Regions from separate parts of the Homo sapiens genome. Here region 2 is linked to region 1. Evidence: chromatin loops called from intact Hi-C (ENCODE). Cell type or tissue: heart left ventricle. All regions are shown on one strand. Each heading gives the region's core, and the rest is flanking DNA. Links, peaks and the distances in the headings are about the cores only. Region 1 holds the start of ST6GALNAC3 (ST6 N-acetylgalactosaminide alpha-2,6-sialyltransferase 3). Region 2 overlaps ST6GALNAC3 (ST6 N-acetylgalactosaminide alpha-2,6-sialyltransferase 3).

Region 1 (14,874 bases), core at 1-8,000:
CCATAATTAAAAGTCACATATTTCTGGCTTTAAAGTCCAGGCAATGTGAAGTCTGAATTCCTAAATTAAATGATTATGAAGTGATCATCGTTCTGTTACGAGAACTAGCGCTATGCATTGGCAGAATGGGCCCTCAGCATGCACAGCACCTTGAGGGGATAGTTCCATATCCCCTAAAAGACCAAAATTAGCTGCCACAGCATGGGGGTCTCTTCTTAGTGAGGGTCACTATTGTGTAGGCAATAATGATACTTTAATCAATATCTCTCTATCTCAGTTTTCTCATTTGTAAAAATGGATAGTAAAATCTACTGCAAAATTCATTGAGAAGATTAAAGTCTTAGCCCACAGAACAAAGTTGGCACTGCCTCAAAACTTATCTTTCTAAAACACGAGCTCCGTCATAGTAAATCCTATTTAGTCTTCAAAACACAACTCCAATATCATCAGTGGGAAGCCTGTCTGAACTACCCAATGACAGGGGTAATTGCTCTCTCCTTCCATGCTTCTACTATGCCCTCCATGGACCTATGTAGTTTTATTCTTCACATTGTAACCTAAGCACTCATTTACTTTTCTATCATCCTTACTAAACCATAAGCCATTTGAGAATGGGGTCAATGGTTTATGCATCTTGTGATGTAAAAGGAATCAGAACAGGCTACCCCAAAATATATCACTTTGGCATATTGATTATTTTGAGCTAAAGGCAATTGAGAAAAAGCAGATACAGGAAGGGCTTTCTGACCTCCCCATTTCTACCTAAAAGCAAGGCATAAAATTTCCCATGAGAAATGTCCCTTCCCTGTGCCAGGAAGAGGAGAACATTCTTATGATCAAAGATGGAGAGTCAACACCAAAATAAATCTCTAGTAAAAACACTCACCTATTTTCCATTAGTTTTCCCCATACATTTCCCACTTTCTCACAATCGACTGCCCCAGCCCAAACCCCCTTTTTCCTTTGTCTTGTCACATTTCCACAATTTATCCTTCTCTATTAAAATGCTTTATAAACTCTCAGGCCTCTCCCCTTCTTCGGGTCTTTATTTCTTATATAGGAAGCCCTCTGTGGTACACATAAAAACATTAACATCAAATAAAATGTGTATGTTTTTCCTCTGTTAATATGCCTTTTGTCAGTTTAGCTATCAGGACCAGGCACAGAAACTAAGAGGGCAGAGGAAAATCTTTCCTTTTCTACATATGCCAACACCAAGTCCAGGGTCAGCAAATGGCAGAAAATATTTCATTAAAAAAAAAAAAGTCCATAGTTTTATCCTCATAAAAACCCTGTAACGCAATGGTTATAATTCTATGAACACTTCAACAAGGGAAAACTGAGGCTCCAGGTTGCAGCAGCTGTCTAAAATCATATGCAAGAAGCCAGGCTTGCACTGAACTCAGGTCTCTGGACTGAAACCTGTATTCTGCACTGCTCCATGTGTAGCTTTTCAAAGACAACAAAGAAAAAAGATCCAGCCCAGACTGTCTAGACCATGACCAGAGAAGGGGATTGCTCAAAGGTGCTCAAAGGTGGTTGGAACTGAATGGTATTAGGCCATCTTAAAAGTCATCACCTGGGAAAGTACTGGAACAGCAGTAAAGTATATGGAAGGTTGACATATCTGGGTCTAAATCCAGGATCACTCTGTCATTAACCCTGTGTGGCCTTGGGCAAATCTCTTAAACTAGGGAGCGTCAACTTTCTCATCTGTAAAATGGGGTTTAAAACAATGATACTTATCTTTCAGGGTTTTATGTAAAGATTAAAGAATAAAAAACATTTTGTATTTTATAAAAAATAATAGTTATAAGAAACAGACTGAGGATATAGTAAGGATCAACCAAACTGCACTTATTATTATATGTTAGAGGAAAAAAATGGCACATATTAAATGCCTGTGCCACAAAGTATTTTTCATACCCTATCTTATTTCATTCCCACAGCAACCTTGTGAAGCAGGTGCCACTACTTTGATCTTATATTGAAGAAACTAAGGCCCAGAGACATTTAAGTAACTTGTCCAACATCACAGAGGTAGCAGTGGGCAGAGCCAGCATCCAGACATATCTTTCTGAGTCTAAAGCCCACATTAGTTTCAGTGGAGGGAAGATAAGGTGGACAGATATGTCCCAAATGTCTGAAAGCAGTGTGAAGTGCTAGAAGAGAAAGATTGGACCAGATTCATGTGTAGTTTGGGATGTGCATTAAAGATGTTTACCACATGTATAGGACAAGGCAGGGGAGAAACCAAAACAGAAAAAGATGGCCAGCAATAAATATCATGCTCCTCAATGTCCCTTTCAGCAAATAACACAATGAATAGTAAAGATGACTCATATTCATATTTCAGTCCTTGTGCTAAGAGCCTCCCGGTCAAATACCCCATACTGTAATACTGATGTATTATTTCCTCATGTCCTGGAAAATGTTCTGAAACAAAAAGAGGAAGTTCAGAAAGCTCACAGGAAACTTCTGATCTCCTTTACGCAAAGAAGGGGAAACAACTTCTACGAGGTTAGTCTCTTATTTTCATCATTGACACCAGGCACGTTAGAAGACGATTCAGGTAACCAGAACACAGTAGATGACTTAATATCATCTTATAGAGAAATAAATGCTACTTCACAATAACACAACAACAACGAATTGTTTCCTGGTATTTTCCATCGTCACACAGTTCCCCCAGGCTTGGACAACTAGGTCTCTGCATTCTCCAGTCAAGGCCCAGGAAACTTTCATGCTGTTCATGTTTTTGATTCATGCATCCAGGTTATGTTCTTGTAGAAAGGTAGTGCAAAAAAAAAAACGAGGGCAGGGGAGGCCTCTACCAGTGGGATGGAAAGTTCTTTTTAAGTGAGGCCCTCACACCAAGTTCTCCCACCTGAGGCCACAAGTCTGTGAACCCAGAAAGATGCTCAGGTGAGGCTAAGAATCCGGTCTTGGAGAAAGAAAACTCAACAAAGAAGGGATGGCTGAGCGCACTCTGGCAGAGCATAAAATCATTTTGTCTATTCAAATTTATGAGCATAAAGAGAGTGAGAGGTTCTCTACTAACATATACATCCTCGTGTGAACTTTTCCAAAGTAGAGCTAAGGGCAAACAGAGCTAGCAGATCTCATAGAAAACTCATTCCTAAGGGACTACCTGTAAACTCAGAAGTTTCTGTCTTCACATGATCAAATGCACAGTAGAGCCCACCTCCGCTCACTCTTCCCTCCATTTAAAGCGCTATGCCCCTCACCACCAGCAACTCACGCCTAGCCACTCCACCCCTCCCCGTGGCCCCTGAAAGGCCTCAGGCTCCACAGAGCCGCGGGACCCGCGGGAACACCCCTCCTCTCCCTACCATCCCCATTATTCGGCACACAGCCCTGCTCTCCCCTGGAGCCAACAGTCTGCAGCTCCTTCAATGCAGGCGCGAGCAGGAGGCAGGAATGGTGGGAAAAGAAGCTGTGCCAGCTGCATGTTTCAGAATCTCCCTCCATATGCATTTGCCAAAGGAACAAAAAGAAAATCAATGCCAGGAAAAGACAACTGAGATGAGGATGCGGTGGGACCGCGGCTGACTCCGTGCCTCTGAGCAGCAAGGGGCTGGCCAACCACGCGTCCGAGCCACAGATCCAAGTCGTTACCTTCAGGATGCAGGCCATGGCGCTCCGCCGGCCCTCCTGCCACCGAGCAGCGGGCGCGCCTGGGTCAGGGGCAGTCCTGGGGGCAGGCTGGAGGCTGGTACCACGGCAGGACCTCTCCAGCCCACATTCCCGCAGATCCAAATAAGGGGACCGCGGTGTAAGCTGCGCCGCCACAGACCCCGCCCCCCGAGCCGCGGCCCCGCCCCCGTCCCCATCCACTGGCCCGCGGCCCGCGCGGCCCCGCCCCCGGGTCACGTGCCGTCCTGGGCGCCGGCGCCGGCGGCTCCTCAGTGCCTGCTACTTCTTTCTCTTGTTTTCTTCTGTGAACCTTTCGCGGCTCGACGTGCGCAGAGTGCGCTCTGCAGCAGGCGGGGACCTGGGTCCCGCGGGGGGCAGAGTACGGCCTTTTCTTCTCGGTTCCGTCTCCTCTCACACATCAGAGAACTCCTTTTTACAGACGTTTCACACTTTGTCAAAGTTGAGTGGGTTTGGCATCGCCCTTCTGGAGACTTTGGGCACATCAAAGGGCTTTTCAAAAGTAGCAACGAAGTTCTCCCTGGGCTGTTCAAGGATTGAGCCTTCACTCTGTGATGGGCTTATCTAAAATTAATAATTTACCGCTAATAAGTGAGCACAAATATCAACGAAAGAAAGACGTCATGAACCTTACACTCTGTATGGTATATTTTGTGTGTGTGTACATATTTTACATATACATGTATGTGTGTATAATATATAAATTATTGCCTTTTCCTGGTACAAGCTTGTTTATGAAATTGTATATGCATGATATACAGTATACAGATACAGGATGCACACATGTGTATATTGTATTATATATGTACATGTTGATTGTACAGTATATGTTTATAAACTGTGTATGTGTACATGATAGGACTTTGCTCTTCCCTGCTCCAAGCAAGAGCCGGCTAAGAGAAGCAGTTATTTCTACAAGGAGAGTAAACGCATTGCAGAAGGGAGAGAGCATTCCGTGTACACACACAGATTTTTACCACTTGGTCTGTCAGAAAAATTTTAAAAGCGGCCCCCAAATATCTACCCAAAAGAAGTTTCACTTGCTAGAAGCTCCGTCTAGTTTGCCTCCATGGAATCAGGAAAAGCACTGTGGGCTGGTGGTGTCATGAGATTGGCTCACAAACCACAAGGCAGAATCCAGGCTTTCAAGGAATTTGGTATTTTCTTGATGAGAACATGCAGAATTCTTAGAGAGCAGGAGTAACCACAGGAAGGAGGTTGCAGAAGCTGAGCCTGTGGATGAACTGCCTGTCCCATGGGAAGCTCCTGTCTTCAGTCTCCCTGGAATACCACACCCTGCTCTTCGACTTCTTCCTCCCGCCCCTCCCTCCTCTGCCTTACAGATCCGGTGTGTTTTTAGTAAGAATTCTTTGTTTGGGACTATATACTTTAAACCGCTGCTTTAGCTCATGGTCCTTCATAGGCCAGGAAAATTCAGTATTTCATTCATTTACTCATCCCTTGATTGATTCCACAAACTTTTTTATTGAGCCACTACTAAATGGAAGAATAAACTTTATTCACCTTCCACTAAGTGGAGGAAAAATCTTTATTGAAGACCTTTCAGGGATAGGAGAATGACTTTCAGAATATCTAACATCAAGGTGGGCTCACAGTTAAGTGAGAAAGACAAGAATAAGAGATACATGATACTATAACATGGAAAGGGCCTTAGCCAAATTGGAAGCAAAGATCTCAGGAAGGAGAAAGAGAAACACCTGACCGTCCCCCAGCCCGACACCCGTAAAGGGTCTGTGCTGAGGAATATTAGTAAAAAAGGAAGGCCTCTTGCGGTTAAGAGGAAGGCCTCCGTCTCCTGCATGTCCCTGGCAGAACAGCAGAGCAAAGGGGTGAGGGTGGGCAGAGCACATCGTTCTCTCTAGAAAGTCTGTACATCTGGAAAGAGAAACAGCAGGCCCTAGTGAACAGCCCTGCTAAGTACTTCCCTGCTGGGTGTCCTTGATCAAGTTTCTTAACCTCTCTTTAATCCTTACCTTATCTAATATTATCTATCCTCAAGAGAATTAAATGAGATAATAATGTTTGCAAATTGCATTTACCTCAATTTCTGGCACTATGAGCACTTTTTATATGATAGCTCTTTATGTAAAGAAAAAAATCTTCCGCTAAAGACAGACTTGTGGGAGAAGATGAATAGGATAATTGCCATCAGCCTTGGGTGTCTCAGGAGGATGAACACCAACGGAGCAAACTTTTAACATGTTATGACTTGGGTATGCCGTGATGAGGCCTTTACTAATTCCCTCAATCTACTTGGATATGGCTTTCTCAATTACATTTCTATCCACCCATGTCCATACTTCCCAAGGTGTTATTTTTTTTATTAACATCCAAAAGTTATGTCAAACAGCTAGAAATAAAGGCACATTTATAACAATCTAAAAACAAACTCAAGTTCTAGAATAAATCTGGACTGGAAGATTTACAAAACAGTATTAACAATCACTGTTTTAGATGGACCACTCGATGTCTGGGGGTGGGGGGGAAGCTTTTGGATGGAAATAAAAACAGGTTTTGAACCTACCAGGGAATGGAGATAGCCAGATTTGTTGGGGCTGGGAGGATAGGAGTGTGTTGCCAGGATTTTTTTGTTTTAAAACTGGCCAAACTACAGGAACAGCTTAGTCAAATCCATAGGTGTAGCATAATTTTCCAGCTCTAACATTATGTGACTTAAAGCCAAGAGTTTCTATTTCCAAAAATAATAATAACAAAATGGAGCATCCTGCAATTAAAGAAAGTATCTCATTTGATCCTCACAACATCCACATGGATGTTATCATCCCCAGCTGGTAACTAGGGGAACAGGGGTTTGAATCTAGGGACTTGTGGGTTTGCCATCTTAACTGCTACATTCAGCTGTCCAGTATGTTAGAAGCCCAATTTCTGTCATTTGTCACTCTTCACATTTCATCTGTTGTCTTAGTGTAGCCATAGGAAAACTTAGGGTAAGTATGAATCCTCCCCGGGATACAGACTAGGATACAAAACCTAGGGTAAATATGTGAGTATGCAGAGGATAGGTACACTCTATCAATCTGAGTGTACCGGATACATACACTCACCCTGTATTTTTCAACCCTCAGCCCCTGGGTCATACCTTAACAAAGACCCAGCACTTCTCATCAGTCTCTCACCAACCAAGCTGTTACCACCTTCTGTGCATGAGAATGACTTCCAATCAAAGATTCTCACTGCTGCATCTCACCTACTACGTGGGGGTGCCACAGAGCAGCCTGCCAGCCTTTGCTTCCTTTCATGGAGAGATCCTTGGACCTGGCCCTTTCACTACATCAGCCTCCCTAGGGCTCTTCTTGGCTTCCTGGTCCACCTTCCCTCTCCTCAGAGGCCTTTCACTAGTGAGATTTCACCATGCCTCAAGGTGGAGACTTCATGAGTTATGACAAGTCATGGGTGAATATTTGCTATTTAAATTCAGTTTTGCCTCATTGTAAACAGCCCCATTACCCAATAATTCTCAGAGTTATAACATACAGTTAGTTCCCTGATAGAAATAGAATTAACATGCTGACTCTCATAACTTTTCCAATTTCAGCCTGCACACATATTAATTTAATATATTTATATGCAACACAGAGTCATTTATTAAGATTTTAATTGGATCTCAATTTTTCCAATCTAAAGATTTTAAATGAATTCCAGATATCATAAAACTCTTTGTCATCCACTACATAAATTATGCCTCCATAGGAGACTGTGACTGGAAGATCCATTAGAAAATGTTATGGGAAAGTCATTTTTTTTAACATTCTGAGCCAGGATAGGAAATGATCTTCTTTTTCTAGAAATCATTGCACTGTTATAATTGTGACCTAGGAAATTTTTCATATCCTAAAGCAGGCATCTAGCTGTCCAGGTCCACACGTGTGTCTGTAGCTATGTTTAACTGCATCTTGGCTATGCCCTTTTAGGTAGCTGTTTATGAGAATACACTGACATATGGGGTTAAGCTTCATTTCTCTCCTTTTCGATAGTAGGACATTCCAAAATGTCATCCAGTTTGCATTCCCAAGACTTGAGCTTACTGCTATTTCAAACCTTTGCACAGTTCTTCTAATCCAGAATTCGTCAACATCCCTGACTATACTGATACTTATCTGGGATGAACTCCAAGACAAGTTACGCATGATTTAAAATTGCATTTTTAAAATATTATATATTTTCCCATTCAGTAACATTCTCCCTTAACTTCATCTCAGCTCTACCTTTCCCTATTGGAAGTTTCCATTTTTTTTCAAATGAACCAATTAAGAAAAGCTGTTTTTAATTTTTAAAAAATCCAAAACTAATGTTGTTTGCCTACTTTTCATTACCTAGAAGAATGTAGTTTTTAGCCTGATTTGTTTTTCTTAAAGAGTTTTCCTCTAAGTTTTTTTTTAAAAAAAAAAACATAATCAATTAAAAGTAAATATGGACTGGGCACTGTGTCTCACGTCTATAATCCCAGAACTTTGGGAGGCCCAGGCAGGCATATCACCTGAGGTCAGGAGTTCAAGACCAGCCTGGCCAACATGGTGAAGCCCCGTCTCTACTAAAAATACAAAAATTAGTCGGGTGTGGTGGCGCACACCTGTAGTCTCAGCTACTTGGGAGGCTGAGGCAAAAGAATTGCTTGAACCTGGGAGGCAGAGATTGCAGTGAGCCAACATCGTGCCCCTGCACTCCAGCCTGAGTGACAGAGCTAGACTTCATCTCAAAAAAAAAAAAAGAAAAAAAAAGTAAATATGGCTAGAAGCACTGGCATATAGTTTGAATTTAGTTTGTATTGGATCTCTCCAAGGCTGTTGAAGCCTCCATTATTAATTGAGTCTGATATTTCTTAACCATGTTTCCCAGAGTTTGTTTCCTTTTTATTGTGAGGTTCCTCTCATGTGTGTTTCTCTACACTCTTCTTGGATTTCTCCTCTCAGTGAGGCCTGGTTACATGCTGCCCTAAAAGATTAGAATGGAAAGTTGGTATTTGAAATGCATCCATGCAGGACTGATGGGAACACCCAGGGGAGAGGGCCTAACAGTTGGGGTTCTGCTGCAGTTTATTTTGCCTGAACCATTTTTTTCCTCTAATGGTCTAGCCCTCACAAACCCTCTGGAGAGAGCTATGATTTTTGCTAATTCTTCGTGTCAATACCATCCCCTTCCAGGAATCTCCCCGAACCCTCCTGTTTGTATCTATTTCTGAACTATTGTAGAAAAGGTAGAAGAAAAACATCATCCAATGCAAAGAAAAAAGGTCCAAAAAGAAGTCACCTGAATACATTCTCACACAACCCCTGAAACACAAGGTATTGTTATTGTGCCCAACAATGTCAATATGTATCAAGCTGCTCCCAGCACACCTGCGTGAAGGTGGAACAGACAAACGTAAAGGGGAATGTCCCCTGTGGAAAAGCCATTCATTCTTTTCAAGAGCAACAGATATAAAGCAACAAGTGACTTAGGAATCTGAAAATCCTGGTTCATTTGTTGGTTTAACAAACATTTGCAAGCCCAGGTGATGTGTATAGGAAGCAGAAACAATTTGTGAATGGGCTTCCTCCTATAGTCAAAACTTTCAGTGGCCTCTTGATACATTTATAGGCCTGCCAACATTGTCTCCTTAATCATTGCACGTTATTCTCTTACACCAACAGTTGGCAAGCTTTGTCAGCAAAGAGCCAAGTAAATATTAGGCTTTGCAAGCCATTTGGTCTCTGTCACAACTATTCAACACTGCCATTGTAGTATGAAAGCAGCCATAGAAATAAACAATGGGCAGTGTCTGTGTTCCAATAAAACTTTTTTATGGACACTAAAATTTATATTTCATGTACTTCTCAGTGCTATGAAATATTATTCTTTGTTTTTTTAACTATTTAAAAATGTACAATCCACTTTTGGTTCTGCAGATATAGAAAAACAATCTGCAGACCCAATTTGGCCCACAAGCAGTAGTTTGCCAACCTCTGTCTTGATCTTCGCATTCTTTACTCAGCTAGATTTCACCATCCTTCAATCCCAGATCAAATCCCATTTGGCTCTTGATGCCCTTTCAGACCACCCTAGTCTAGTGTAGTTTCTCCTCTTTGAATTCCAACAATTACTGTTTGCAAAATTCTTTTGGCAATGAGTCACATCCTATCTGGTGGAAGTTTTTTCCAGTGTTCACTTGACCTGTTATCTACTTTTTTTATTATTATTTTTAGCCTTACTTCCCTAATAGATTGGAAGCTTACTGGTTTCTTCTTTTTCTTTTCAGCCTTCACCTTTTTGTGCCCCTAGCAAGGAAATACAGTACCTTACATGCTCAGTTAATGCTGATTAATCTGATTTGATTCATTCAACTCTGAAGAGATAACTAAGAATTCCAGATGAAAGATGCTAGCAACCATAAATGTATGAAATTGAAAATCAGATTGTCCTACCATTCTGAATGCTGCTCAAAGGTTTTGGGTAAGAAACTTTGGATGTGTTATTACTTCCTTCATCACATATGATATTCTCAGATCATTTTATATTTCTCTATAAGGCATTTTCTACTTTTTAATCATCAGACTGATTACTTGATTTGGATGGATTTTGAGTTCATGTTTAATGACAAGAGTGGCCTGTGATTATCCCTATGGCTGTTCTCAGTTGATTGAGAAATCAGTGATGCTTTTCTTCTAAGTGGAAGCTACCTTCTTTATATCATGATTTTTTAAAAAATCACTGTATGTAGTACTTTTTAACCAGCCATGGTGCATTGTGTTTATTTGATATTTAGTGTAGTTAAAAATTATTCACTAACACTATGATTTCTTTTTCAGTTTGTTCCACTTTATTTCATCTTCATTTTTATTAAAATGTAATTAATAGAATCTTATAAATAAATCTGTTTTGTCTAATAGATGAAGATAGCTGAATTTTCAAAAGCATCAAAGATTTAAATAACTGAGTTTGTGGTTTTCACTGACACCTTTATAATTAAGAGATATTAAGAAATTACATACTAAATAATGGCACGTTCCAAATAAGATTTGTCTTCCCTTCCAAGTGGTGAATTCAGCAGTATTTAGGACAAGCACCGCGTAATTTGAACACTAGAAAAATGTCTGTCTCCTTCTTTCATCAGCTTACATTTTAAATGAATTATTCACAGCTGTCTGTTTCCATTCTTTAACTGTAATAAAACTTTGCCATTTAAAAATTAGTGAAGAATAGTCAACCACCTCTCTCCCTATAAACTAGCCCTTGTCCATATTTTCAGCAAAAGTATGTCTATTAGCATAACCACTGGATGAATCTAAAATATTTTTAAACAACATTTGTCTAAAGACATTTTTAAAAGTTTAATGCCTGTGCTCTACTCTTTTCTTGACCTGTTTTTTTGGTTTTTCATTATTTTTGGTATTTTTTGTTTGTCTATTTGTTTACTTTTTTTTTTTTTAATAGAGATGGGGTCTTGCTATGTTGCTTATGCTGGTCTTGAACTCCTGGCCTCAAGCGACTCTTCCACCGTGGTCTCCCAAAGTGCTCAGATTACAGGCATGAGCCACTAAACCCAGCCTATTTTTGGTACTCTCATCATTCCATTTTGACTCTTCTTTCTTTTACAACATCCTTTACTCATTTTCCCCTGGGGAGGTTTTTGAGTTTAAATTTAACAAGAAAATTAAATATGATAGTGTATATTTTTCCTTGAGAAAGTACAAGTTTGGCTCAAGTATTTGTCTGAATAAAATGCAAATACTCAAAGCAAATAACAAAATTTGTTAAGGGTCTGGAAGTTTACCCCACATACAAACTAAGAAATTACTTACACATTTTTATGGCTGTTGGATGAAGCTACAAGACCCCTGGGCCAGAGATGTAGAACTATTTATTACTTACAGTTATGGGACTACTTATTACAGCAATTGCACCCATTCCCCAAGCCCCAGTTCCCACATGGTAACTTGAAGAAAACCAAGCCACTGTGGGTTTTGTTTAAAAGGAAAAAATCCTGAGCTTAGGGAACTCAAATACTTTATAATAGGCAGTAAGCATGCTGGCCTATTGCTCTTGAGGGAAATATTCTTTCTGTCTTTATGTCTCTCCCTTTTTCTCCCCCAAGGCTAGTCAATAATGCAAATATCCTTGAAAAGATAATCTATAACAAAGGCATTCTCTACCTCTTATCACAAGACATACAGAAACTTAGGAAGTCCATAGAGAATTGCCTCCTACTAGTGATCACATTCCTTGTACATGCCATTATGAATTCTGACTCATGTGGTGCTCTGTACTTACTCTCAACAAATTTAGGCAAAGGATATATGAGGTGTTCAGCAGTGTTTGTTGGATAAATGTGAGCTGTCTCAAATAATTTTTAGTAAGTAGAGTTTGTAAAAATAATAAGTAATTATAAGTAAATATATTTGTTATTTTTCCTCCAGTCCTACACATCATATTCCATTAAAACATGCTATACTCTAAAAGTAAATATTTACTCACTGACTCCAAAATATCCTTTATTTTATTTTCTTTCCATTTTCTTCTGTTAAACACACACACACACACACACACACACACACACACACACACACACACACATCCTATCTTTCTCTTGGCCAGAGAATACCTACATTATTACTAAAAGTTTAGCTATGTAGTGAATGGTTACAGATGAGTAGCTGATATTCTGTTAAATATTCAAGGTGTTCATAGCCCCCAAATAAGTTTTTTTCTTGTTAATCACACTTCTCTTCTTCTTCTCCTTCTCCTTCTCCTTCTTTTTCTTCTTCAGCAAACCCAAAAATCCACCTGTTAAGTCTAGGGAAAACCAAAGAAAGTTAATATAGTGGTACCTTTTTTTTTTGGCAAAACTACTCTATTCTTTAATGATATGAAGCAGTCACACATATCTGGCTACTGCATAAATGTTAATAGTGTCTTAAGTAGACTTCTGAATTAACCCTGTGTTTCAGACAAGACAGTACAAACTCAATCCATCTCAGAAAGGAATCCATAGTAGTTAAAGAAGGAATTTCACAACATTCTATAGGAATTCCCGAGCTCCAATAGTTCTAATCTTTTCAAAATCCTCCTTTACGTGAAACCCAAAATTTTTCTTGCAACTTATTAAAGCTCTTTTATTACACATAACTCTGATCTTCCCGCCTCTTTCTGGTCCCACATTCCACTTGGATTCTCCATACTCTCACCGTGGATTCCATGTATGTCTGCATGTTCAGTGGGCTGAGCCCTGAAATGTGTGTATCTGGCATTGAGCCTCTGATGAGAGACTTTCTATTTCCCTCAATGCTAAACTCCCTCCTCTTTTCTGGCATCTCTTGTCTGCAACCAGGGAATGGGAGTGACATCACTAAACATGTAACGTGTGTTGTGCTGTGGGGTCAGCTAAAGGGTAATTTCTAGGAAGCATGCCTATTCAGAAGACAAACTAGTGTTGGCACTGAGCAGGGGCACTTACTTAGCAAAATGATGCATTTGAGATGACATTTCTGCAGAGTACATAGTGCTGGCGATCTCACACACCAGCCATGCTAACAGTTGGCATGCTAGGGTTCTTTGGGCACCTCAAGTGGCTTCTTCATGGATGAGAAATAGCAAAATAACGAGATTTAGCTAAGGGTTCATCTTGAATGAAAGCGAATACGTGCTGTCAAATGAAATACTCTTGGCATCCTGAAAAGCTTTCTTCTAGCTCTGCACCTCAGAGTGAATGTGCCCAGATATTTTTCTTTGGGACGTTTTAAGGCTAAAACCCAGGCTGACCCTTGCAATAAGCAATATTCCTTCTCCTAATCCAAAATGGGTGTGGGGCAGGGGAAGCAGTAAGAACAATATGTTGAAGAAGAAGAAAAAGAACACAAAATAATATATCTCTAAAACCATCATCCAGTCTATGCAAGTGATGAGACCTAAGGATAAGCTATTAAATAATTTTATCAGTTTATCCAGCTTTTCCCCCACCCCTCACTCCCCACTTTTCTTCCCTGCCCTGCATTGTTTTTCGCATGCCATTTATTTACCTGGATAGTCTTCCCTTCTTTTCAGTAATCAAAATCCAACTCATCTTTAAGTGTCTAATTCAAAAGTCACAATCCATAGGATGGCCAATACTAACAAGAAGTACTTATTCAATAAATTTATTTGAGTGCCTACTGTTTCCAAGAACCTGGACATAGAGCCCTGAAGAAAGAGATGCAGTTCCTGGCCTTAGGGCATGGCAGCATCGACTCCTCTTCCAAACTCCTACAGTCTTTACTGTACCTCTGACTCATTTGTGAGGTGGGATATACTTCTTTGTATTGTGAGCCAGTTTTTCAAGAGTGACCTCTCATTTTCCCAGCCAGATGAGCGGTAACTTATGTGCAGGGAGTTGGAACCAAAGCTAAAGCAGAAACACCTCGGTTTGAATCTCAACTTTGCTATCATTATTTTACCTCTCTGCAACTCAGCATCCTTTCGGATTTCCCCAACTTTTTATTTGGAGAAATTTCAAGCCTGAAGAAAAATCGAACAATACAAAGAACACCCTATATACACGTTACAGAGATTCATCAATTTGTTTTACCTTTTTTATTTTTTTAAGAGATAGTCTGTCTATGTTGCCCAGGCTGAAGTTTAGTGACACAATTATAGTTCATGTAGCCTTGAACTCCTGGGCTCAGGAAATTCTCCCGCCTCAGCCTCCCGAGTAGGTGGGACTACAGGCTCAAACCACTGTGCCTAGCTAATTCAACATCTGTTAACATTTTGCCACATTTACTTTTCCCCTCTGTCTCTCTTTCTCTCTCTCTCCATGTGTGTGCATACACACACACCCCTGCAACATTTGATAGTAAGTTGCAGACATTAAGACACTTCACTTTTAAAGACTTTAGCATGTCGCTTATAATATCAAGAATACTCTCTTACACAACTACACATCATTATCACATTTAAGACCATGTTTTAAAATTCCCTTTTGTACCAACAATGTTCCTGATTGTTGATTTCAGTCAGGAAGACAACAGGGATCACGTATTGCTTTTGATTTATCATTTGTCTTTCATCTCTTTTAATCTAGAATAGTTCTCCTATTTTGTCTTTCAAGACATTGACAGTGTTGAAGAGTTGTTTTTAACAGTTGTTTTGAAAAGTTGTTTTGCAGAATGTTCCTCAAATTTGATTTGCCTGATTATTTATTCATGA
Region 2 (8,000 bases), core at 1-8,000, 66 kb before region 1:
TGAGTGAACAAGAAACAGGCCAACACACTCCAATATTTGTCAAGTTCAACTAGAGGCCAGGCACTATGGATACAAAAACAAATAAGATGTAGTCCCTGAGTAGAAGTGGTTAGGTCTGTTTTCTTAACTGTTAGTTTGGAAAGAAACTTATGGCTTCTTGCTTATGTGGTATTTGATGTTCTGGTTGCCCTTTCCTCCATCCTCTTTCCTTGGCCTCAGAGTGGGGATTACTGACCGAGCTCCTTGACCTTTCTCCTCCTTCCATTGTGGCCAAGCAGCACGCTTTCCCATCTTCTCATTCTGTGCCAGAAGCCTCCTGCTACTCCTGAGCCCATGCTTCTCATGAGGTTTTAGTGGTGAAGGGGAAAAACATGGGCCCTAGAGTTTGAGAGACCTGGTTCATTTACTGAGCATTTCCACATGCTACATGATGCTCCAAGCTATTTACACAGATCCACTTATGTACTGCTCACAGTGACATGGGAGGTGACATTACACTTTCTCACAGATAAGAAGACTGAGGCCCAAAAGGCTATAAACTGGCCCAAGGCTGGCAAGCTAGGAAGTGGTCCAGTGGGCTTAAGACCCCAGCAGTCCTGCACTAGAGCCCACTGTTCCCCATAACTCCAAGCCCCCTCTCAATAGTGAGGCCTCAATAAGCCGCAGCCCCTATCATATTTTCAGATCCACAGTCTTCTTCTCAAGCACATGAGAAATGCCTTATCCTGGGGGACAGTGACCCCATCTGCTTGGTGCGACACTGCTATTCGATAACAATTTTTCTTCCCAAAAGTTTTTGATGTCAGCATGGGCGTGGGCTGAAGAGTAATGTATTGAATTGTTTGGAAAATATTCATGGAACATGTAGATGCAAGAAAAACAACAACAACACTTTGGTATTATATTCCAAGAGAATTTGATTTTTCAAAGGTTTTAAGTCCTCTTCCAGTATATAACCTTTTATCAGAGGGGGCCACTCAAAGAAAAATGGGGGCTGTAAGCTTGTCTACACTGTCATGTTCCCACACTTCCATTTCAAATACATGCACACACAGACGGACACACACACACACACACACACACACACACACGACTTGGTAAGAAGTCCAAAGTGGGTCCTGGGAGAGTACTTTTGCAATCACCTAATGAGGCTTTGACAAATGAGTTTGCTAATAGGACTGCCAAATGACTGGTGAGGAATGGCATGCTCTATAGGCACTGTAAAAATTCTCTTTCCTTTAAAGACAGAAGACAAGTTAGTGGCAAGGATATTACTTTTTAAATAAATCCAAAGTTAGTTTTAAACCCTTTACTGCCAAGATCCATTTCATTAAGTACAAAAATAGGTTCCTTCCCACAGCCCAAAAGCCTTCTATGAAAGTAAACAGGGTGAGTTCAATTTTCCTAAAAATTTGTTTTAAAAAAATCACTATGTTGCTGTCTCAGGCATTTAATTTCCCTGTGATAAGAAAGTAATCCCTCCTTTGCCCTCTGCCGGTTCTGGCTGTGGGCCAACACTTTCCAGCAGAATAAAGTCAAAGAAATAAAAGACATAAAAGATACGGTGTGCCCAGATCTAATCCTCCATGTGAATTGACCCAATGTGGCTCACAGCAATGTGATCCAGAAGCAGATGAAAAATTTAAAAGAAAAAAAAAAAGGCAGGCATTCAAGACAAGGAAGCGGGGCCTCTACCAGCAAGTTCTGCCTATTGCATTCTCCAGATAACCACAGCTGGACGCTCCTCACTGCTAAAAAGGTCCAAACAGGATTCTTCAATGTCTTTAGAATGGCTAGAGTTTTCTAATATGGTGATTTAGGTCTTTTCCAGTTTTTATTCCCATCTTATGCAACTCATGATGTCAAAGATGACTGTCTTCCCTTCTTTCTCTAGCAGCAGATTCTTCCTCCCTGCCCAGTCAGGAGCCACACTGTGGTCCATTCACCCTGAGAGTGTCCTGCATAACTTCACACCTATCATGAAAAGGAGGCTACCTTTCCTCCTCTTCCCCTGGTTGGTGCTGAGAATGGAAAATTAGCTATGGCTATGCAGGTGTAGACAACACCCTAGGAAGTGATGGAGCATGAAGACAAGAGAAGAATGGGTCCCTGGAAGACACAGTGGAGCAGAGACAAATATGCTTTCTAGACGCCAGGCCACATCTACTCTGTCATGTGAAAGAGAAACACACTTCTATTTGATTTAAGCCGCTGATGTTGTAAACCTCTTTATTCTAACAGCTTAGCCTCTTCCTTAAGAGGCTAACTCACTCATCCTTGACTGCTGCCCTAACAAAGATGGAATTTCTCCACCCCTCTCCGCATTCCCTCCCATCTCCATACCTTTGCTTTTAGGGGTAGCTTCCCCTTACTGGGATGTCATCTTCCTGACTAAATGCTCCATCCCCCAAGGCCCAGCAGGGGGTCTCTTCCCTCCTCTCTAAAGAATCCTCCACTAACTGATCCCTTTGCCCTGGAGATTCTGTTGCCCTTTTCATCTGAAGCCTTAGCACTTGATCAGGTGCCAATGAGCACAGGACTTTGTCTTGTGAGTATATTCCTCCCTGTCTTCACGTGTATATTGAAACCTAAACCGAAGCAGGGGTCTTGGTTGAATCTCAACTCTAGGGCAGTGTAGAAATGGGTGGCTTGCAGAGCCTCTCCTTATCCTTACATAATGGTTGTCATGAGGAGACTGAATTACATGCTAAGGTGCTATTATAATGAAGATGCTAGATCCATTTTGCTTGTTCTTTTCATTTCCAGATGGGAGGGGATGTATGTGTTATTTCCCCAAAAACTTTGTTATAAATCTTGGCTTAAAATAGGGATTTTAATGAATGATTTAAATGGCAAAAATCCATCTGTACATGCTTTTTTTGCTATAAGTAAACATGTTGATGATCTATAGAAAAGGCAAGCTTTAGTCTTTCACTTTTTAAAAAAAAACTACATGCTATCTTTTGTTGAATGCTGATTCTCCTCCTCTGACATGGATTCTCTAGGAGTTCAAATGACTTAAGCACACTTAATGGGGACTTGCAGGACCTAGGAGGTGTGGTTTGCTTCAGGGTTTGGCTGGAAGAATATTAGACTCTCCAAGTCTAGCATGCCAGTGCTGGGGCTACTTCTTAGCCTGACCCAGGGAAGATGCATACGTAAACTGACTTCTTTTCTGGGCAACAGACGAGAGAAACCCTCTCTTTTCTGGAAATGGAGATAGTTCTAAGAACTTATCTCCACAGCAAAAATCTCTAGCCATGAAGGGTGCTGCAACTCAGCATTATGAAATAAATCATGCTGGCTAATAAAAATATCCATTGGGACTGTCACAAAGGAGACTGGTAAGCATGCTGGTGCCAGCTCAGTAGATGGGCTGCCAGGGACATCCCAGCATGGTGCATGGAAACCAAGTCTCCAGGCTACTAAAAAATGCCCTCCGTCCATTCCGTCTTTCATCCAAATCAACCCAAGTCATTAATTATTTCAAGAAACATTTACTGAGTACCTACCATAGGCAAGTCCCTAAGTGTACAATAAAAAACAAGCCTGGGCACGGTGGATCATGCCTATAATCCCAGCACTTTGGAAGCCTGGGTGGGAGGATTACTTTAAGCCAGGAGTTTGAGATCACTCTGGCAACTTAGCAAGACCCTCTATACCAAAAAAAAAAAAAAAAAAAAAAATTAGAAAATTAAAATTTAGCTGGGCATGGTGGTACATGCCTGTAGTCCCAGCCACTCAGGAGGCTGGGGTGGCAGGATCCCTTGACCCAGGAGTCCAAGGAGCTGTGATTGCACCACTGTACTCCAGCTTGGAAAACAGAGAGAGAACCTGTCAAAAAAAAAAAAAAAGAAAGAAAGAAAAGAAAGAAAGAAAGAGCCCCAGTCTTTGAGGTTTTTACTGTTCTGTGGGAGAGGCAGAAGTAAACAGGCAATTTCAATATAATCTGATAAACACTCTGCCAGAGGAAGTACAAGGATCAATAGGAGTCCACAAAGAGGAAGACAAAAGGCAAGCAGAGTAAGCAGGGACCATGTGACCAGCAGGGGCAGCAAGGACCAACCTAACCCCCATCAGGCTCCAGGTAGCTTTGGAGTCACACATTTTCCTGCCCCTTACCTGGCAAAAGAATGGCCTTCCTTCCTTCAGAGGCACAGCAAGGGCAGCCAAAAATAAAAGGGGATTGAATCGCCCACAGTGTTAATGAAATACCTTGTAAATGTCAAACAGGCAGAATGCAAAACTTCTCTCTGCTCAAGAGTTCTTGATATCTACTTCCACGGAGCATTGGATTAATCTCTTTCACCAAAAAAAACAATAAGAGCTGAGAGTAGAGACAGGCAGAGGAAGCATCCACTTCTGCAGTCAGAAAACCAAAATTAGGCCAATTATATTGTTCCAGAACCTAGATTTCACGGTGAGAGGCACCATATGAATAAACCAGTGATTGATAGATACATCTAAATGAGCGTTTGGCAAAGCAGTGAGGAAGTAAAGAGATTCTGTCGTTTTGGCATTAGGATTGAATTTATTCCTCCTCGAGACAGGTGAGGATTCAGAGCTTATTCATGTGTCATCCCCATCCTATTCTACTTTGAACTTCCTCAGTCACTGGAAAAGAGACATGCACAGAATTTTAGAGTTAGAATCTGAAAGATCATCATTGCACAGGCGAGAAATCTGAGGCTCAGAGAACATAAGTGACTTGCCCGGCTGATTAGGGTCACAACCAGAACTAGAAACCAGGCCCTGGACTCTTAGCTGAGTGCTTGTTTCGCTAATCTGCTCTGAGCCCAGAAACCTGGCACTAGGCAAGAACTTCTTCGGGAAAGATTACGATTTCCTCAGAGACTTTTTTCCTTTCATATCTCTCCCTCTCTCTGAGAATCTATGTCACCCAGACATAGGTGTCAGGACAAAAGCTATACCAGTTTAAAAGCTTTCAGCTTGGCTTCCTATAGGGATAAAGGCCAAGGAGCAAATCCACAAAGAGAGAAAAAGAAGCCACTGTTGCCGAATGAGCATTTCTTCCCAAGAAACAGTCCATGTACAACTGTGTGTGTGTGTGTTTATATGTGTGTGTGTTTCTATGTGTGTATGTTTATATGTGTATATGTTTATATGTATATTTGTAAGAGCATGTGAGTGCTATATATATACATATGTATGTATGAGTTGTGAATGTATGTGTGAATCTGTGTGCTTAAGTGTGCATATATGTGTGCTTATGTTTGTGTGATTGTGCATGTATGTGTAGGTGCATAGATTTTTTTTTTTTTTTTCCATTGAGACGGAGTCTCGCTCTGTCGCCCAGGCTGGAGTGCAGTGGCGCGATCTCGGCTCACAGCAAGCTCCGCCTCCCGGGTTCACGCCATTCTCCTGCCTCAGCCTCCCTAGTAGCTGGGACTACAGGCGTCTGCCACCACGCCCAGCTAATTTTTTGTATTTTTAGTAGAGACGGGGTTTCACCGTGTTAGCCAGGATGGTCTCGATCTCCTGACCTCGTAATCCGCCCGCCTCGGCCTCCCAAAGTGCTGGGATTACAGGTGTGAGCCACTGCGCCCGGCCAGTGCATAGATTTTTTTAAACTCCTCCTTTTATTCTCAGGGGTAAAAAAGGGGAAAATGAGATCTTTACAAACTGGTTTTGGCTGCCATTACAAAGCTATGCATCTATCCCACTGGAGAGTTTACTAGGGGTCCACTTACCTGGAAGTCCTTTGCATTGTTTGGTAAATGTAAAAAGGCACTCTACTGAAGTTCTAAAGAACAAATAGAAGCTGGAAGAAACATACAAAAAGATATGATATGTCAAGTAGACATTTTAGAGAAAAAGTATACAAATACTTGTTAATCAGGGCAGTGACATTCTATTTGGAAGGCTGTTGGGATTTGCATAGAATGACCCATTTTAGGGAGGTGCTGGGAAGAGCATGGGAACTGCAGCGATGCAGAGTACAAGGGTCCATGGGTCAGGTTCTGGTCCTGTGGTGAGTGCTTCCTCCTAAATATTGGTCTTGAATCATGCCTTTGTTTAAATTTCCTGGTTTTTTTCAATTTCACCAGGAGCAGGCTGGCAATATCAATATTTTCCTCAGGAAGAACCCCACCCTATGTTCTCAAAGAAAAAAAACTTTCAAGGAAATACATCACTCTGGGGACACTGTGTTCTGTCACCTCACAAAAGCACTAAGGGTTCAGTGACCCTGTCTTTGTAAAGGACCAGATGTCTCCCCTCCATAAGCCCTTCTGAAAATGATTTTACCTATTCTCATGTTTATCAAAAAAATGAAATATTTTCAACCAGCACTTTTTGACATTCAGAGACTTCAGAATGCAGTCTTCTTCACTAGACTGTTAGGTCTTTGAGAGCAAAAATGAAGTATTTTATCTCCATATCCTGAGGACATGTCATGATGCACAGTGTACATTTAAGAAAATATAAGTACTAATTAATGTGTGGCTGAATATAGAGCGAAGTTTTACCACAACAGAATGAAGGTTTGTTGTTGAAGTTATGCAATAGTAGTTACAGTGAGGTTTCCAAGTCACTTGAGCTATGCCAGTGGTTTAACAAGGAGTGTTTGGGTCAGAGATGGCTTCCTCAGGGCAACAGTGAATTCAGAGCCACAAATGGCCGAAACCAAGAAATTCAAAATCATATAGATATTTCCTGCTAAACTGGACAAGTGTTTCGGCTTTGGGTAAGTGATAGAATCTCTTGGAAGGGTTCCTAGCCTGGAGAATCACCATCTTAAAGCCCCTAGCAATACATACAAACTAGCTCCCTTGCAGGGACATGACTGCAACTTACAGAGAAGAGAAACCAGTAACATGTTTTACTCATAGACTGAAGAATACACATAAAGACAAGGATTATTAAATCATAATCTCCTTGGAGTTCATGACGGTAGGTGGGAGGAAGATTCCCTACTTGAAATTTCTACTTTGAACAAAATGTCCTGATCTTTCATTGCATTTGTTTCTATCCCATCTCTATATATTCTGTGCTTCTTGACCACCATCCCTTGGATCACCTGCCTCCCAGAAATGTCTTTCTATAACACACTGACTGCGCAGAATGTCTACTTAGGGCAAATTAAAGAAAGTCTTCTCATCTACATGCAACTGGCCACTTCAATCTTAGAAATTCCCCAACATCACATCCATAGCACGGCTAACAGCTGAGGGTGCTGAAAATCGGGGCAAGAATCTCTGCAAACACTCAGGTGTCCCAGACAGATGCAATATAATAGGAAGAACCAACTCCACATAGATTTTTGCCAGATAGTCATTTAGCCTAGTGGTTGCCTCCTCTCTGAAAACACAGGCAGTGTGGCAGAGCAGGGGACAGTAAAGTGACTTAAAACAGCACAGACTCCCAGGCGGGCAGACCTTGTTTTCAATTCCTCCTCTTACTTCCTGGCTCTGTAATATTGACCAGATCACTAAACCAATCTGAGTTTTGGCTTTCTTATTTAAAGACTGAGACAAAAGTATCAACTTCATAAGCTATTGTAAAGACTAAATGAGATGTTTTTCAAGCACCTAGGATTGACTGACACTGGATGAATGATGTTAGCATCGTTACTGGGATTTGTATGAGAACTGCCATTTCTGAGGCCTATAGATTTGACAACTTTACAAAAAAATTCTCACCAAGTTAGTGATAAAGGCTGCAAATCCAAATCTTCCTAAGGGAGTAAAAATAAAAGAGAAATTACTTCCCAAATACTTTAAACTTTCTTTAAGCAACAATCAGTTTCCCAGAGTTGCCATGCTCTAGAGATGCCATATGATTTCGGGGTCAAATGCCTCCCCAGTTCTGATATTTAACCAACTGTGAAAGCTATTTATTACTAGGTATCTTCTTGGCTTTGCTCATCTAAAAGGAATATTTTATGCACACACACACACATACACACACTTTGTTGAACAGTACTCTTAGGGATTTTTTTTTTCTCCTGTGAAAACCAAGTAGGATAGAATTACCTTAGG

What was found. Hi-C counts contacts between places; a loop is a spot of excess contacts. Peaks named below come from ENCODE experiments on the same cell type or tissue, not always from the same donor. Only the 100,000 strongest peaks of a DNase experiment are listed, where the experiment ranks them.
Region 2: it touches region 1 in a loop (5-fold over the local background); 20 of 110 quality-filtered maps call a loop at or near these places.

What each region holds. Positions count from the first base shown.
Region 1 is chr1:76,063,650-76,078,523 of GRCh38, reverse strand. ST6GALNAC3 (ST6 N-acetylgalactosaminide alpha-2,6-sialyltransferase 3) reads right to left here and starts at 3,778. Exons shown (of 5, transcript NM_152996.4): 1 at 3,640-3,778. The coding sequence starts at 3,657. LOC124904200 reads right to left here. Exons shown (of 5, transcript XR_007066173.1): 5 at 12,169-12,486. RefSeq lists a silencer at 3,778-3,977. In heart left ventricle, for the core only: no CTCF peak of the experiment used is centred there; DNase peaks (open chromatin) are centred at 3,343 and 3,793; H3K4me3 peaks cover 2,568 bases; H3K27ac peaks cover 2,675 bases.
Region 2 is chr1:76,136,484-76,144,483 of GRCh38, reverse strand. All of the region lies in intron 1 of ST6GALNAC3 (ST6 N-acetylgalactosaminide alpha-2,6-sialyltransferase 3), which reads right to left. Among named protein-coding and RNA genes, the nearest start is that of ST6GALNAC3, 66 kb to the right of the region's middle. In heart left ventricle, for the core only: no CTCF peak of the experiment used is centred there; no DNase peak of the experiment used is centred there; H3K27ac peaks cover 4,313 bases.